2 separate regions of the Homo sapiens genome follow, and region 1 is linked to region 2. Evidence: chromatin loops called from intact Hi-C (ENCODE). Cell type or tissue: GM12878. All regions are shown on one strand. Links, peaks and the distances in the headings refer to the core of each region. The heading gives the core; the rest is flanking DNA.

Region 1 (8,346 bases), core at 38-8,037, 63 kb before region 2:
GAGCAGGGACAGACAGTGAGTATTTTCTTTTTTTCTTTTTCTTTTTTTGAGATGGAGTCTCATTCTGTTGCCTAGGCTGGAGTGCAGTGGCATGATCTTGGCTAACTGCAACCTCTGCCTCCCAGGTTCAAGTGATTCTTCTGTCGCAGCCTCCCAGTAGCTGGGATTACAGGCACTCGCCACCACGCCATTCTCATTTTTGTACTTTTTTTTTTTTTAGTAGAGATGGGGTTTCGCCATGTTGACCAGGCTAGTCTCGAACTCCTGACCTAAGTGATCTGCCTGCCTCGGCCTCCCAAAATGCTGGGAATACAGGCATGAGCCACCGCGCCCAGCCAAGTTGAGTAACTTTCAAAGGTCACACAGCTAATGTATGCACTGTGTACTCACAAAAAAACAGCTTTTTATAAGGGCCTCCAATTCTTGTAATACCTTGTTCAAAAAGTATTATACCTCTGAGTCACCGCTAGGAAAAAAAAAAGTGAAGAACCAGGACAATCTGAATCCATACTCTGTTTGCTCACCCACTGTTATTCTGCCTGCGTGCCTTGGCGAGAACAGGTCTCTGGACTCTGGCTGGGGGCAGCCTGCGGAGGGCTCTAGGACAGATCCTGCTTGTTTCATTAGTAGCCTGGGATTGATTGATTGATTGATTGATTGATTGATTTTGAGACGGAGTCTCGCTCTGTCACCCAGGCTGGAGTGCAGTGGCAAGATCTCAGCTCACTGTAAGCTCCGCCTCCCGAGTTCACGCCATTCTCCTGCCTCAGCCTCCAGAGTAACTAGGACAGGCACCCGCCACCACGCCCGGCTAATTTTTTTTGTATTTTTAGTAGAGACTGGTTTCACCGTGTTAGCCAGGATGGTCTCGATCTCCTGACCTCGTGATCCGCCCGCCTCGGCCTCCCAAAGTGCTGAGATTACAGGCGTGAGCCACCACGCCTGGCCCTAGCCTGGGTTTTATTTCTAAGGGAACACATCTTTAACTAAGTGCAGAGGCTCACAACTTAGTTATCTATTTAAACCAAGTCACATAAACACACAACACACAATTCCCCTTACCTCTTTGAAGAAAAAAATAACCATTTGAAGTCAGGTCAGCATGGGTTTTTGTTTGTTTGTTTGTTTTGTTTTTTGAGATGTAGTCTCGCTCTGTCTCCCAGGCTGGAGTGCAGTGGCACGATCTTGACTCACTGCAACCTCCGCCTCCCGGGTTCAAGCGATTCTCATGCCTCAGCATCGAGGCACAAGAAACTGGGATTACAGGTACGTGCCACCACGCCCTGCTAATTTTTGTATTTTTAGTAAAGATGGGGTTTCACCATGTTGTCCAAGCTGGTCTCAAACTCCTTACCCAAGTGATCTGCCCGCCTCAGCCTCCCAAAGTGCTGAGATTACAGGGGTGAGCTACCACTCCCGGCCGTCAGCAGGGCTTTTAATGATGAAAATTTACCATTGGTAATTTACATTTGGAAAAGTACTTAGCTGCTGCATTTTATTGTTTTATCTTCCACACGCCTACTTAACACATAGAAATCATGCAGTAGGTCCTGAAGTTACTATTCTTTCTGAGGTTGATGTAGCCCATGGGAAGAGTAAACCAGCCATATATATTCTGCAAGAACTCACCCAGGATGCCAAGATGCTCTTCTTCAGGGCCTCTCTCCTTTCGATTTGTGAAGGAGGCATCTGTGTACTCACGATAAACCAGCTTTTTATAAGAGCCTCCAATTCTTGTGGTACCTTGTTCAAAAAACACCGCTGAGTCACTGCAGGGGGAAAAAAGTGTTTAATGCTGGGGTTGAAGTAGAACAGAAAGCAGGTATTCACTTAAGGTGCTAATTGAAGAGAAAAATTCTGACCAGTGCTTAGAGATGAATATTATCCATGATTTATAGCAATCCGTACCAGTTACTCAAACAAAGCAGACAGTTCCAGTCCACTCATAGAAGGATGGTCAGTTAAGAAGTAGAGAATCATGGAGGATGTTTATTTTTTCAAGTGAAGAGAAAATTTTCAGAAGGGCCCCTTCAACCCCTTGACAAAGGATTCTACCATAGAATCTTTTTATCAAATTGTGAAATGTTTAAAAACACAGTGGCTAGTTTTTTGTTGTTGTTGTTGTTGTTTGTCTTTTTTTTTTTTTTTTTTTTTGACATGGAGTCTCGCTCTGTCACCCAGGCTGGAGTGCAGTGGCACATATCAGCTCACTGCAAGCTTTGCCTCCTGGGTTCACGCCATTCTCCTGCCTCAGCCTCCCGAGTAGCTGGGACTACAGGCGCCTGCCACCATGCCTGGCTAATTTTTTGTATTTCTTTAGTAGAGACAGGGTTTCAACATGTTAGCCAGGATGGTCTCGATCTCCTGACCTCATGATCTGCCCGCCTCGGCCTCCCAAAGTGCTGGGATTACAGGCATGAGCCACCATGCCTGGCCTTTTTTTTTTTTTTTTCAGGTGGAGTCTCACTCTGTTGCCCAGGCTGGAGTGCAGTGGTGCCATCTCAGCTCACTGCAACCTCCACCTCTCAGGTTCAAGCAATTCTCCTGCCTCAGCCTCCCGAGTAGCTGGGACTACAGGCGCCCGCCACAACGCCCGGCTAATTTTTTGTATTTTTAGTAGAGACGGGGTTTCACCGTGTTAGCCAGGATGGTCTCGATCTCCTGACCTCAGTGATCCGCCCGTCTCGGCTTTGCAAAGTACTGAGATTACAGGCGTAAGCCACTGCGCCCGGCCCCAGTGGCTACTCTTTATTGTGTATTAGCACTGGCCAGCTGCTCGGGAGCTTTTATTTATTTATTTTTTGTTTTTGGAGCAGAGTCTCGCTCTCTTGCCCAAGCTGGAGTGCCGTGGTGTGATCTTGGCTCACTGCAAACTCTGCCTCTCTGGTTCAAGTGATTCTCATACCTCAGCCTCCTGAATAACTGGGATTACAGGCATATGCCACCATGCTCAGCTAATTTTTTGGTTTTTAATAGAGACGGGGCTTTGGTATGTTGGCCAGGCTGGTCTCGCACTCCTGGCCTCAAGTGATCCACCCGCTTTGGCCTCCCAAAGTGCTGGGATTACAGGCATGAGCCACGGCGCTTGGCCAGGAGCTTTTGTTTATTAGCTGAAACTCACATGACATCGCAACAAAGTTGGTATTATTCTCCCTATTTTGCAAACGAAGAAATTAAATTTCAGAAAGGTAATTATTTGACTTGCGCAAAGCCACCTCATTCATCATTTCTTTCACTTGACAAATGCATCAAACACCTGCTCTTTGCTGGGAATCCTGCTATGTGTTGATGACTTAACCATAAGCAAGGTGGACTCTTCCTTGTCCACGTGGACCTTACATCTGGCAGAGAAGACAGGCCATGAACCCATCAATATAATACAGTGTAATAAGCACAGGGTATTATGGAGCATTTCTTTGAGGTTGGGGAAAGTGCAGTGAAGAGGCCACAAAGACATTCCAGAGGAAGTGATTACTCAAAACTACCTAAAGGGGAAGTAGAGTTAGCAAGATGAAGTGTGTGTGTAGCGCAGAGACTAGGGCAGGTGTATACAAAGAGGAAACTGCTTATGAGCAGGCTTAGAGAAAAGAGCGAGCATGCCATGTTCTAGAAAATATGGCAGAAGCATAGCATGCAAGACAGGGCAGAGGAGTGAAGAATGAGGCTTAGATAGATGGGAGATAAGCAGTAGGACCTAGTTAAGGTTTCAGCCTTCCATCCCAGGGCAGTGAGAAGCATTTGAAAGATTTAAGCATTCAGGATTAGCATTTTAGGAGGATCCCTCTGGCAGATGTTTGGAGAATGTGTTGGAAAATACAAGACTGCAGTAGGGAGACCAGTCAGGAGCCTGCTTTTCTAATCTCAGTGAGAGGCAGAGATGAGTTCATAGGTATTGGCAAAGAAGATGGAGAGAAGTAGACAGCCTTCAGAGATAGTTTCTATAAAACAAGGCAGTACTTGATGAGGAGAGGAGTTTGAATAGCCTCATCCATGTGGGGGTGTCACTAAGAAGTTTGAAATGCAATCTGAAATTCACTAGATCCTCCTGAGTTGGAGACGCAGCGTTGGGAGTAATCACATGTAGGTGTCAGTGTAGCATGGGACTTAAATCTCTGCTTCAGGAGTCACAGGTCTGGGCTGAGCAAGTCCTAGCTATCCATTTATTGTGTGATGTTGGATGAATTACTTAACCTTTCCAAGGAGGGTATTTTTAATATGGATGGCAAACAGGGCTTCTCTGAGGAAGTGATATATGAGTAAAGACTTGGAGCAGGGGAGTGGCATCATCTCATTGACATTTTTGAAAGATCACAGTACTGCTTTGTAAAAAATCGATAGTAGAAAAGGAAGACAAACAGAAAGAATGACTGGGAGGCTGTGGAAGTCATTCAGACATGTACAAAGAGTAGCTTGTGTACATCAAAGGACACTATCAAGAAAGTGAAAGACAACCTATAGAATGCCAGAAAATATTTGCAAATAACTGATAAGGAATTAATATCCTGAATATATAAAGAACTCCTACAGGTCAACAACAACAACAACACAAATCCCACTTCAAAAATGGCTGAAGGACTTAAATAGACATTTATCTGAAGAAGATACACAAATGACCAAAAAGTACATGAAAAGATCCTCAACATTACTAGTCATTAAGAAAATGCAAATCACAACCACTATGAAATATCACTTATGCTCATTAGGATGGTTATTATTAAAAAAAAAAACAAAACAGAAAATAACAAGTGTTGATGAGAATGTGAAGAAATTGAAACCCCTGTACATTGCTGATGAGCCTGTAAAATGGTGCAGTTGCTATGGAGAACAGTAATGTGGTTCCTCAAAAAATTAAAAATAGAATTACCATTTCTATTAATTATTTTGCATATCCAGCTAGAAGCGGAATCGCTTCTAGCTGGATATGCAAAATAATTAAAAGCAGAGATTTGAACAGTGATATTTGTATAACAATTGTTCATAGCAACATTAGTCACAATAGCCAAAAGGTGGAAATGACCCAAATGTTTATCAACAGATGAATGAATAAACAAAATATGGTATATACATACAATGAAGCATTATTCAGCCTTAAAGAGGAATGAAATTCTGATGCATGCTACAACATGAACAAATCTTAAAACATTATGCTAAGTGATATAAAAGACACAAAAGAACCAATATTGTATGATTCCACTTGTATGAGTTGCCTAGAATAGGAAAACTCATAGAGACAGAAAGTAGAATCGAGCTTATCAGGGGGTGGAGAAAGAGTGGAAGAAGGTTGTTATTGTTTAAAGGGTTCAGAGTTTTCATTTGGGATGATAAAAAAAAAGTTCTGGAAATGGATAGTGGTGACGGCTATGCAATAGTGTAACTGTACTTAATGCTGCTGAATCGTACAGTGCCACGTTTTCTGAAATGGGAAGCAAATTAATTGATTTATCTAATAGTATTCAGTGTTTTCTTAGGACTTTGTCAAGCATTTGATAACTTTTGAACCCATCTTTTTTCATGGACTCAAAACTCATAGTTCTCAAGCTCAGACTCTTACATCAAATACCTTAATAAATATTTAGCAGTCTAGTTACTCAATTTCAGATACCAATTAAAATTTTAATTGCTGAATTAGCCTTTTGTAGTTCCTTTGTGCGGGGGAGAGCATATTTTGAAATAGTACTCTTTTTTTGTAAATTACCTTCCAGGTGCTGTTAAGTTTTCTTTAGTGAAGATGTCTATACCAGAGGGAGCATAGTTCCAGATGATTTCCTCAGCGGCAATGTAGTAGTGTCTAACATGCTTCCCACGGATATTATCCTTTGATGAAGACTTGTTACACTCCTGGACCTGGAAAAAGGCTTGCAAACCGGCTGAAATGAAACAGAAAGAGGCATTGATTAATGAAGACAATGTTTCTCTCTCCTATTGCCCTGTAAACACTGCTCGGGTGATGACAAGTAGAAATTGAAGGAATAGACAGATAGCAACAGTACTATAAACTAGGGCAGACAGCTGTAAATAAATTAATGATGGAAAACTCAAGTTTAAAACAGATATACTTTGTTTTTTATGTACATACAGCATAGAGATATTAAGCATATATGTTTTCAAAATATGGTACCAGTTTCTGTGGGGTTTCACTTGGTAGTTCTTTCAATGAGAGAAAAAGAACAAATCTGTAGATAAGCAGAGAAGAGAGGCTTTGACATATTTTAAGGGGTTGCATTGGGTGGAGGAGGAGGTACAAGGAGGAGGTACCAAATGAGCTTATATTATTGCTGTCTTGTACAAGATGGTTGTGCATCTGCTGTGCTGGGCCTTCTGTGGCCCAGAGCATATTTGATAAAAGCAATTATATTTGCACGTCAAAGTAAAATATCTGAACTCCTATGTTAAACTTAATTTATTCAGTAGACCAATATTAAAAACTAATATTTTTCAAGAACAAGGAATGTTTTTATTGCCTAAGTTAAAGAGATAAAGGAAGGATTTATCGAGTTAAACTAAGGGATGGCCAGGCTCAAATAAAGAACAAAGTTAATTATACTTGACAGAAATAAGTCGAAAAACAGGGTGCTTTCCAGTGCAACATACAATTTTTCTGGATGTTACAACACTGGTATATTTTACAAAGCTGAGTAAGTATATATAGTACTATACTTTCAGGGCCAGTTGTTCTTTCCAAAAACTAATATATTTTCAAATTTCATTACTTTATAATATTCCTGTCTTACAGTCTTTTTTTATTACATTATTATATATACCATCATAGGGATAAAACTAAGATGCCAGTTCAAAGCTCAGATTATTTCAAAGATATTTAGCTTTTAGATTCTGATTCCCAGTAACCACCTTTTTCAGCTGACTGCTAATTTCAGGTAAAGATGTCCTACCTTTCAGATGGTTTAGATTCTGACAGCTGAGCATCCATTCTCCAGGGTTCTGGGCCACCATATAAGCATCAAACAGGGTAGCAGGAAAGAGGTTGATTGTGTCAATACGGTAGTTCTTGTTAGTCAGTGCTTGCCCGTGAAAGAAAGCTGCGTGCACATCAACTTCATTACCCATACCAAAAAGGTACCATTTTACTCTGTCTTCAGCACACATGGAGAGTCCTGGGAGACTTCCAAAAGTGTATCCATTCACAGCTGTAAGTCAAGAGCAGAGTTTGTGACTAAGAGTCATTAATGCTTGAGATAGTGAGAGTTACCTCTATATAAATAGAATCAATTTGGAATGGCAAATATCTGGCACACATGCTGGTATTCTTGCCCCCTATACTCATGTCAGACATTGCTAATCAATCACAGCACTCTTTCATTTTGGAACTGAATTCAGCCTGAGGATTCTTATCAATACCATATTAACAGATGAACACAATACTGAAGATAAAACCTATTTGCTGTCTTTGTTATAAACTGTACACATTGTGTGTGTGTGTAAATACAGAGGTGTGCATATATACATACATATAAACAAAACACACATAGAATTAATAGAAAAAAGATTGAATATTAGTATTCAATCAGTTATTCATCATGTTGGTAGTATGGATGTTTTTGCTTGTCAGAAAATTTCCAATTTTCTACCATAAATTTATTTTGTAAAAAGTACATAAGAATAGCTTTTTTTTAAAGATTGCAAGACAAAATTTTTAAGATTGGAAGAGATATGAAGGAGGGAAAAAATGTAGAAGGGCAGCAGGGACAGAGCCACAAAGACCTAAAAGTTCATAGGCAAGGTGGCCTGAAACCCTCAGAAGAAACTTATGGTCACTGTTCAAACTGGGTGGCCCTAAAAATTTCCCAAGTGGAAATTAGTTCTGGGAAGAATCCTGAGTGCACCACATGTAACACTGGTACCAAATCAAACCTGCTCAGGCTAGAATTTTGAGTATCTTTTTATAACAACTATTTTTGTTAGTACACAACAGAGACAGGATTAAAGTATGGAAAGAGGACCTTCCACCCAGATATAAGTAAAAGTTGGAAACAAAATCTGTACTTTGTTAACTAGTTTATTTTTCTACTTTGGTAGTATCGTTATTTTTGTGCTCTCGGTTTCTGAGTACAGGTTATTTTGAAGAAGTTAAACACAAACAAATAAACGAAAATATCTACTTATTGGTCTAGTTGTTGTTAAGGGACTCTGTTTCTCATGCAAATTATGAGAAATAGATAATCTTACTAAGCTCATTATTTTGTGTCTGAGAATTAAGAAAAAGTCTAAACTGTAAAAAAAGCATTTCTAGAAAAGTAAAGTGAACTGAAATGTAGAAACGAATGATGCAGACTAAGGGGCCCAGTGAGGGCAACATAGTATGTAAAACGAATACCTTTCAGAACTCGT
Region 2 (8,346 bases), core at 24-8,023:
GACAAAAACTCTCAACAAATCAGGCATAGGAGTTACACTCTTAACATAATAAAGGCTATATATGACAATCCCACAGCTAACATACTGAGTGAAGAAAACCAGAAAGCCTTTCCTCCAAGAACTGGAACAAGACAAGGATGCCCACTTTCACCATTCCTATTTGACATAGTATTGGAAGTCCTAGCCAGAGCAGTCAAGCAAGAGAAAGAAATAAAAGGCATTCAAATTAGAAAAGGGGAAGTCAAATTTTTCCTTTTTGCAGATGACATGATCTTATATATAGAAAAATTTAAAGACACTACGAAATAACTCTTACAATAAATGAATTCAATAAAGTTGCAGGATACAAATCAACATACAAAAATCAGTAGTGTTTCTATATACCAATAACACAGTAGCTGAAGAAGAAATCAAGAGAACAATCCCATTCACAATAGCTACAAAACAAAAACCAAACCAAACAAAAAACCTAAGAATAAATTTAACCAAAGAGATGAAAGATGTTTACAAGGAAAGCCACAAAACACTGATGAAAGAAATTGAAGAGGATACAAAAAGTGGAAAGACACCCCATGCTCATGGATCAAAATTAATATTGTTAAAATGACCATTCTACCAAAAGCAATCTACAGATTTAAGGCAACCCTATAAAATACCAATAACATTCTTCACAAAAATAGAAAAAAAAATCCTATAGGCCAATGACATATAGGCCAACGAAAAAGAATAGAGAACCCAATGACATACAGGCCAATGAAAAAGAATAGAGAACCCAGAAAGAAATAAGTCCATATATTTACAGCCAACTAACCTTCCAAACAAAAAAAAGTGACAAGAACATAGAATATACACTCGGGAAAGGACACCTTCTTCAATAAATGGTGCTGGGAAAACAGGACATCCATATGCAGAGGAATGAAATTAGAGGCCATATCTCATCATATGCAAAAATCAACTCAAAGTGGATTAAATGCTTACATGTAAGACCCAAATATAAAAACTGACTAGAAAAAAACATGGGGGAAACACTCCAGGACATTGATCTAACTATTTTATAGCTAATACCTCAAAAGCACAGACAACAAAAACAAAAATAGACAATTTCGATTATGTTAAACTAAAATACTTCTGCACAGCAAAGGAAACAATCAACAGAGTGGAAAGAAAACCTGTTGAATGAGAGAAAATATTTGCAAACTATTCATGTGACGAAGGATGAATATCCAGAATATACAAGGAATTCAAACAGCTTAACAGTAATAATAATAATAACAATAATAATATTCCCATTAAAAAGCAGGCAAAGGGTCAAATGAAGAGACATTTCTCTACAGAAGATACACAAGTGGCCAACAAACAGATATATGAAAAAATGCTCAGCATTACTCTTCATCAGGGAAATGCAAATCAAAATCACAATGAGATCTCATCTCACCCCAGTTAAGATGGCTATTATCAAAAATACAAAAAGCAGCAAAAGCGGCTGAGGTTGCAGAGAAGGAACTCTTACACACTGTTGGTGAGAATGTAAATTAGTACAGCCATTATGGAACGCAGTATGGAGTTTCATCAAAAAACTAAAATTAGAACTATCATACAATCCACTACTGGGTATTTATCCAAAGGAAAAGAAACCAGTGTATCAAAGGGATACACCTTTGATACTACACCTCCATGTTTATTGCAGCATTATCCCCAAAAGCCAAGATATGGAATCCAACCCAAGTGTGCATTAACAAGTGAATAGTAAAGAAAATGTACTATATATACACAATGGAATGCTATTCAGCCATAAAAAAGACTGAGACCATGTTATTTGCAGCAACATGGATGCTGGGGTGCATTATATTAAGCAAAATAAACCAGGCGCAGAAAGACAAATGTCATATGCCCTCATACATGGGAGCTAGAAAAGTCGATTTTATGGAGGTAGAAAATAGAATGATGGTTACCAGAGGCTTGGAAGAATGTGTGGGGGTGGTGGTGGGGGAGTAATGGATGATGAAGAGAGGTTGGTTAATGGGTACAAACATACAATTAGATAGAAGAAATATGCCCCAGGGTTCAATAGCTCAGTGGGGTGACTATGGTTAATAACACTATATCGTATATTTCAAAATAGCCACAAGAAAAAAATTGAAAAGTTTCCACCACAAAGAAATGATAGATGTTTGAGGCAATGGATATCCTAAATGCTCTGATTTAGTTATCACATATTGTATGCGCATATCAAAATATCATATGTACCCCCTAAATCTGTACAAATATCATGTATCATTAAAAAATAATTAAAAATAAAGACGGGAAAATGTCACTTGACATAATATTCTTTGCTTTCTCAAATTCCTGTGAGTGCATTAGAGAAAAATAAGTATCATAAAGAACGTTATTTTCTGGTGGTTTTAGGACTTTGTCTGTTCTAACATGTGTCTTCACTCAGTAGGCCAGAAGAATTAAATCTCCTGTTGTCCTCAATATGGTAAATATACTTGGCAGTTGGACTATCAGAAAAACTTTTTGCCCACTTTTAAATGCTAATGAATGCCAGAGTAATGCATTTTAGTGTTAGTTTTTGGTTATTAAGACAACAATTGGTAATATAGTCTTAGGTGTTACTGAGTACATAATATTTATAGAATATAGTTTAAGGATATCACATTCAATGATTTAACTGTGCCTTCAGATCTTAGCAGGAGTGTATAAGTTGCACACAAAGAATGTTTTAAAATTTTAATAAAATGTTATTGATGACATTGTCTGCTATATTGTTAAATGTTTCATAAGTATAGAGTAAATCCATTTTAAAGTTTTGTGCTAGGAAAAAGATGAATAATATATTTTCCTTTACATTGTCGGCCAGCGCATTTAGAGAAGAATTTTGTCTAGCAATGCTCCTTGGCTTCAAAATTTTCCAATTACTTTCTTATATTTATTTTATCAGTATATTTTAATTAGATGCCTAAATCTTTTTCAGAAGTAACTAGATTATGAAATTTTTCAATTATCTTAATTATTTAACTATAAATATTTTAACCAGTGACTCATTACCTTCCAGCTGCTGTTAAATTTTTTTTAGTGAAGAAATCTATACCAGATGGAGCATAGTTCCAAAGAATTTCTTTAGCAGCAATATAGTAATGTATAACATGTGTCCCAGTAACAAAGGCTTCTGTTGAAGGTTTCTGGCAATTACTTACTTTGAAAAATGCCTGCATACTCTCTGAAAAACAGATAGAGAATGTTATTAAAACATTAAGACAATTTTCTTGGTCAATACATATTTTCAATTTTAGCCAACAATATTGAGACTTTCTATTTCTTTGAGAAATGTGATGTATGAAATCAATGGAAAAATTTAAGATGTATGAAATAAGTACAAAAGTCAGGATGCAAAAATGAATATTAAAGGCATATATATTATTAGAGAATAATAACCAGCTTTGGACCAACTCTGAAGTGAAGATGGTACCTACATACTGAGAAGAATTTGAGAGTCCAAGAACATCTTCCCTCATGAATATGAAATTACTACTACTAGTCATTAATGAGTTAGTTGGTTTATTCAATTAACTAGTTGGCTGGAAGAAAGAAACTCAAGGCATGAGAAGATCAGTCCTGTGTTTTAATTTCAGAGCACCGTTGGTGGGAATGTAAATTAATATAGACTTTATGGAAGACAATTTGGCAAAATTTGTTAAAATTAAAAGCCCTGGCAGGCAGTGGGTCACACGTGTAATCTCAGCACTTTTGGAGGCCAAGGCAGGCGGCCTCACTTGAGCCCAGCAGTTTGAGACCGGCCTGGGCAACATGACAAAACCCCATCTCTACAAAAAAAAAAAAAAAAAAATCAGCTGGGTGTGATGGTGTATGCCTGTAACGCCAACTACTCCGGAGGCTAAGGTGGGAAGACTGCTTGAGCCCAGAAGATCGAGGTTGCAGTGAGCCATGACTGCACCACTGAACTCCAGCCTGAGCAACAGAGCATGACTCAAAAAAAAAAACAAAAAAAAACCTCTCTGCCATTATATAGTTTCACTTCTTGAGAGTCATGAGAAATATTTTCACATACATGAAGAGACATATAAAAAGGTATTAAATAAGGTCAGGCACGGTGGCTCATGACTGTAATCCCAGCACTCTGGGAGGCCGAGGCGGGCGGATCACCTGAGGTCGGGAGTTCAAGACCAGCCTGACCAATATGGAGAAACCCTGTCTCTACTAAAAATACAAAATTATCTGGGCATGGTGGTGCATGCCTGTAATCCCAGCTACTCAGGAGACTGAGGCAGGAGAATCGCTTGAACTTGGGAGGCAGAGATTGCGGTGAGCTGAGATCGCGCCACTGCACTCCAGCCTGGGCAACAAGAGGGAAACTCCATCTCAAAAAAAAAAAAAAAAGGTGTTAACTATAACATTGTTAATAAACCAAAAAGGCAGTAGCAACTTAAACATCTGTTTGTAGGCAAAAGGTTAAATAAATTACAGTACAACCAAAATATGGAAAACTATGCAACAGTTAAAAAAAAAAAGTTAAATGTATAGAGAATGCATGGAAAGAGACTTCAAGACTTTGATATGAGTGATGAAAACAACAGAATATTATATGCAGTGTGATCTACTTACATAAAACAAAGCACAAAACATAGCTATGTATTTTTATTTCTACGTGTTCATGTTTATGTTGTGTGAAAGTGCATAGCGAACAGGTTTTCAAATACTTGCACAAATTGATTACAGTGGCTAAGATGGTGGTGGGGTGGAATTGGACTGATGGTGTGTCCTTAAAGCAGCTCTCCAAAACTAAACACAAACTCTGATTTATGTGCTAATTTTTTTGTAGTGTAAGCACTTCCCATTGCAACCAATTTGAAGCTACCAATAATTTAACTGCTGGATTATTTAACTCTCAGCTCTTTTGAGCTGGAGGCTAATGTATACTGCATTAGACTTCTTTCACTTTTTCTGCCTGCTTTCCTCCACCTATTTTTCTGCCTCTTTTCCTCCTTCTCTTCTTCCATTTCTCCCACTTTTTTTCCTCCTTTCTTTCCTTCCTACCTTTCTTTCCAACAAAGGTCTATTCATATATTCTTGTAATTACTTAAAAAAAATGGAGTAAATTAAAGCGCAGAAAATCTTCAGAAGGACACAGAAAGAGGAGACACACAGGAGAAAGTGATGGGATCCCATCAGCCAACTAGGCTTTGAGGCGTTTTTTCACTTGGTCTAGGGCTGACACTAGTCTTTCTGCAGGGTTGAGGTAGAAAGACTGTCTTGAGGGTATGATCTGAGAATAAGGTAGATAGGAGGTATTGGTGGAGCTGAGTATATTTTAATCTGAAAATGATCATCTTTTCTAAGTGACAACTTTTTATCACTAAATTCAGTCCTTGAGTTATAATAGCCGTGAGTGGTTTTCTTTTTCTCACACAAAAAAATAAAGTTAAATTCTGTAATTCTAATGAAAATTATGTTTTTTTCTGATTGAAAAATAACACAGAACATTTACGTGATCATATATAGAGTTTTGTCATATTCAAGAATAAAAAAGATAAACAACAACATAACTGACCATTCTGTTATTAAATGGCAAATGTGGAGAGGGAAATAAACAAAAATAAGGAGGTTTACTTGAGTAATCAATTAGAATTATTGGGTTCTGCATAATTTCTTGCTCTGCTTCCCATAGGATTTTGATTCTTGTTTCCTCAGTTAAAGAAAAAGCTGTAATAATATCTGCTCTGTCTGACACTCAGGGTTCTCACTCAGGGTTTATATTCTCACAATGAATATAAAAGTTTTTGTAAAAACAGCAACCCAATCCTATATACTTAAAAGGATTTAAAGCTGTCAGGGACCTGGGCTCCATCACTGACTGTTTCCAAAAGGAATCATATCACCTTCTTGGATATCGGTTTCTTCATTTGTAAGGTAAGGCATTTGTAATGGGCTATGACCTTGGAAGTTCTCTGACTCTGTATCACGCAAAAGTAATAGATCACTACCATGTATCTGGCATCCCAGCATCCACACTCCAGGGGCCTTGGCCACCATGAAGGCATCTTCCAGTGAGGAGGGGAAGAGCATAATGGTGTCCTTTCTGTGATTCCGAGAGATCAGAGTTTGTCCGCGGAGGTAGACGGGGTGTATGTCAGCCACGCCACCCATGCCAACAAAATACCACTGGACCCTATCTTCAGCACACATGGTGAGATTGGGCAGATTTCCATAGATGTATCCATTTATTGCTGAAAACAAATGTATATTAATCAATCAGGCATGATAGATCAGTGCCACCTGGTAAAAATTCTGTGTATTTCCTCATCATATTAATATAAACCTCACAATGTCAACATTGTTCTCACACATAATCTATAACATCTGATTTGTGTTTCATGGGAAAGGAGTCCATATGCATTGTGTATGATGAGAAGTGAGGGGAACACAAAGGTTTAAAGGCAAGAGGAGAAAAAGTTCCTGAAAGGCAGGAAGCAGTGAAAAGGGGAAAAAAATAGAAACTAAGTTCATGAGAGAAGAAACCAAGGATAAGGGTGACGGATTATGATGACATCATTTCTGAAAAATTCTATGTTGGATAAAAACACATATTCATAAAATATTTGGTCAATTATGTCTTTGTTATTCCATATTTTATTACTTAAAGTTACGTCTTTCTTAGGTTTTTACTGTCTATTTTAAATCAGTATGAGACTTCAGAAAACAAATATTGACCAAACTTTACTTGCTATTGGACTTAGGGAATGAGCAGGCTTTACTAGTGATTTGCATTTGCATGTCAACCCAGTATACTCTGATTGAAACGCTGAAAAACATAAACTCAACTAAATAAACTTGAACAAAGGGAAATGACTGAATACGATCATAGAAGTTAGAATTATAAGATATTATGTATGAGAAAGTTCTTTTAATCGTACATTGCATGCTCATGCTCTCCTCAAAACGGGGATCACTAGTATTAATCTTGCCAGATTCAGTAAATGCACGAATATTTTCATCACTATACCAGCTTCTGCTTTCATCAGTTGTAGAAAACATCAGAAAAGAAGACCTGTCAATATCTTTTTCAGTGTCTCCATTCAGTGTCCCTGAAACAAAAAACACATTTCTTACTTTTCATGTAGACATTAATTAGAACCATTGTTACAGATACAACTACTTTTACGATCTACAGTTTTGTTAATTGTTAGGGCACGTGAAAAAGGTAAATGTTTGCGATGTGGGATGTCGGTTTTTGTAAAGTTTACAACAAACTTAAAAAAGCATATTACCTATATGAAGCCATATTTAAAGAATCCATACTCATCTTTACATCAAATCAGTAACTTTCTGCAGTGTCTGCATCTGATGACCATTATCGCGTGAGATTGTTCAAAGTCTAAAAATTTGTGTTTCCTCAAACGAAGGATAACTTTAGTTCATACCAATTTATTTATTCTTCTATGCTTATATTCAACAAATATTTATTGAATATTTGTAATGTGTTAGGTACTATGACAAGTGTTGGGTTTATAAAAGTGAACAAGACAGTTATCTACCCTTGCAGGGCATACAATCAAGGGTGGACGCCATCAATTAATAAGATACTATAGTGTGTAAAGTTCTATAGTAGGGAAGAGTTCAGTGTTTGGGAGCTGGTTAATTTAATTTTGGGTATGGAAATCTTTTCTGAAGGCAGTGACACCTCAGTTGATATTTAAAGGATGAGGAGTTTGCTGGGGTGTACCTGTAGAGAAGATTCCAGGCAGCAATTAAGATAAAAGGAATTTGGACTTTATCGTCAGAACAATCAGCAGTCCTTGAAGGATTTTAAGCAAAGGAGTGACAGACTCAGAATCATCCTCCCACCTTCACCCCCCAGACAGAAAGCCAAGTGGAGATGAATTGAAAGGGGAAGCACTAGAGACTGGTGGGGCAGCTAAGAGGCTGTTGTGGGTATCCTAGCAAAAAGATGGCAGTGGCCTGAACTAGGTTAGAGTTCGTGGAGCTGAAGAGAAGTGAGCTGACCTTGTGATGTGTACGAAGTAGAGCTGGCGGGACTTGACTGATGTATTTAGCAAGTGATGAGGGAGAGGGCAGTATCAAGAATGTTACCCAAGGTTTTGTCTCCAGTGACTAATTGGAGCATACTGGGGCCATTCCCCAAGGCAGGGAACACAGAAGGAAGGGAGAGATTCAGGGCAGGAACAAATGACGGGTTTTGGAATATGACGTATTTAGGTACGGATGAAACACCCAAGTAGAGACGCCAAGTTGCCAGGCCTGACTATCAGTAAAGGAGTTTGAACCAAAGTTACAGATTTCAGACTCATTAACCCACAGATGGAAACA

The links. A loop is a pair of places that touch in the nucleus more often than their neighbours do. Peaks named below come from ENCODE experiments on the same cell type or tissue, not always from the same donor. Only the 100,000 strongest peaks of a DNase experiment are listed, where the experiment ranks them.
Region 1: a loop joins it to region 2, with 2.0 times the contacts of the local background. A loop is called at or near these places in 8 of 110 quality-filtered maps.

What each region holds. Positions count from the first base shown.
Region 1 is chr3:149,200,473-149,208,818 of GRCh38, forward strand. It overlaps CP (ceruloplasmin), which reads right to left. Exons shown (of 19, transcript NM_000096.4): 5 at 6,891-7,145; 6 at 5,696-5,867; 7 at 1,630-1,769. Among named protein-coding and RNA genes, the nearest start is that of CP, 17 kb to the right of the region's middle. In GM12878, for the core only: no CTCF peak of the experiment used is centred there; a DNase peak (open chromatin) is centred at 3,509.
Region 2 is chr3:149,263,818-149,272,163 of GRCh38, forward strand. It overlaps the pseudogene CPHL1P. Among named protein-coding and RNA genes, the nearest start is that of TM4SF18-AS1, 17 kb to the right of the region's middle. RefSeq lists an enhancer at 5,727-6,926. In GM12878, for the core only: no CTCF peak of the experiment used is centred there; a DNase peak (open chromatin) is centred at 3,977.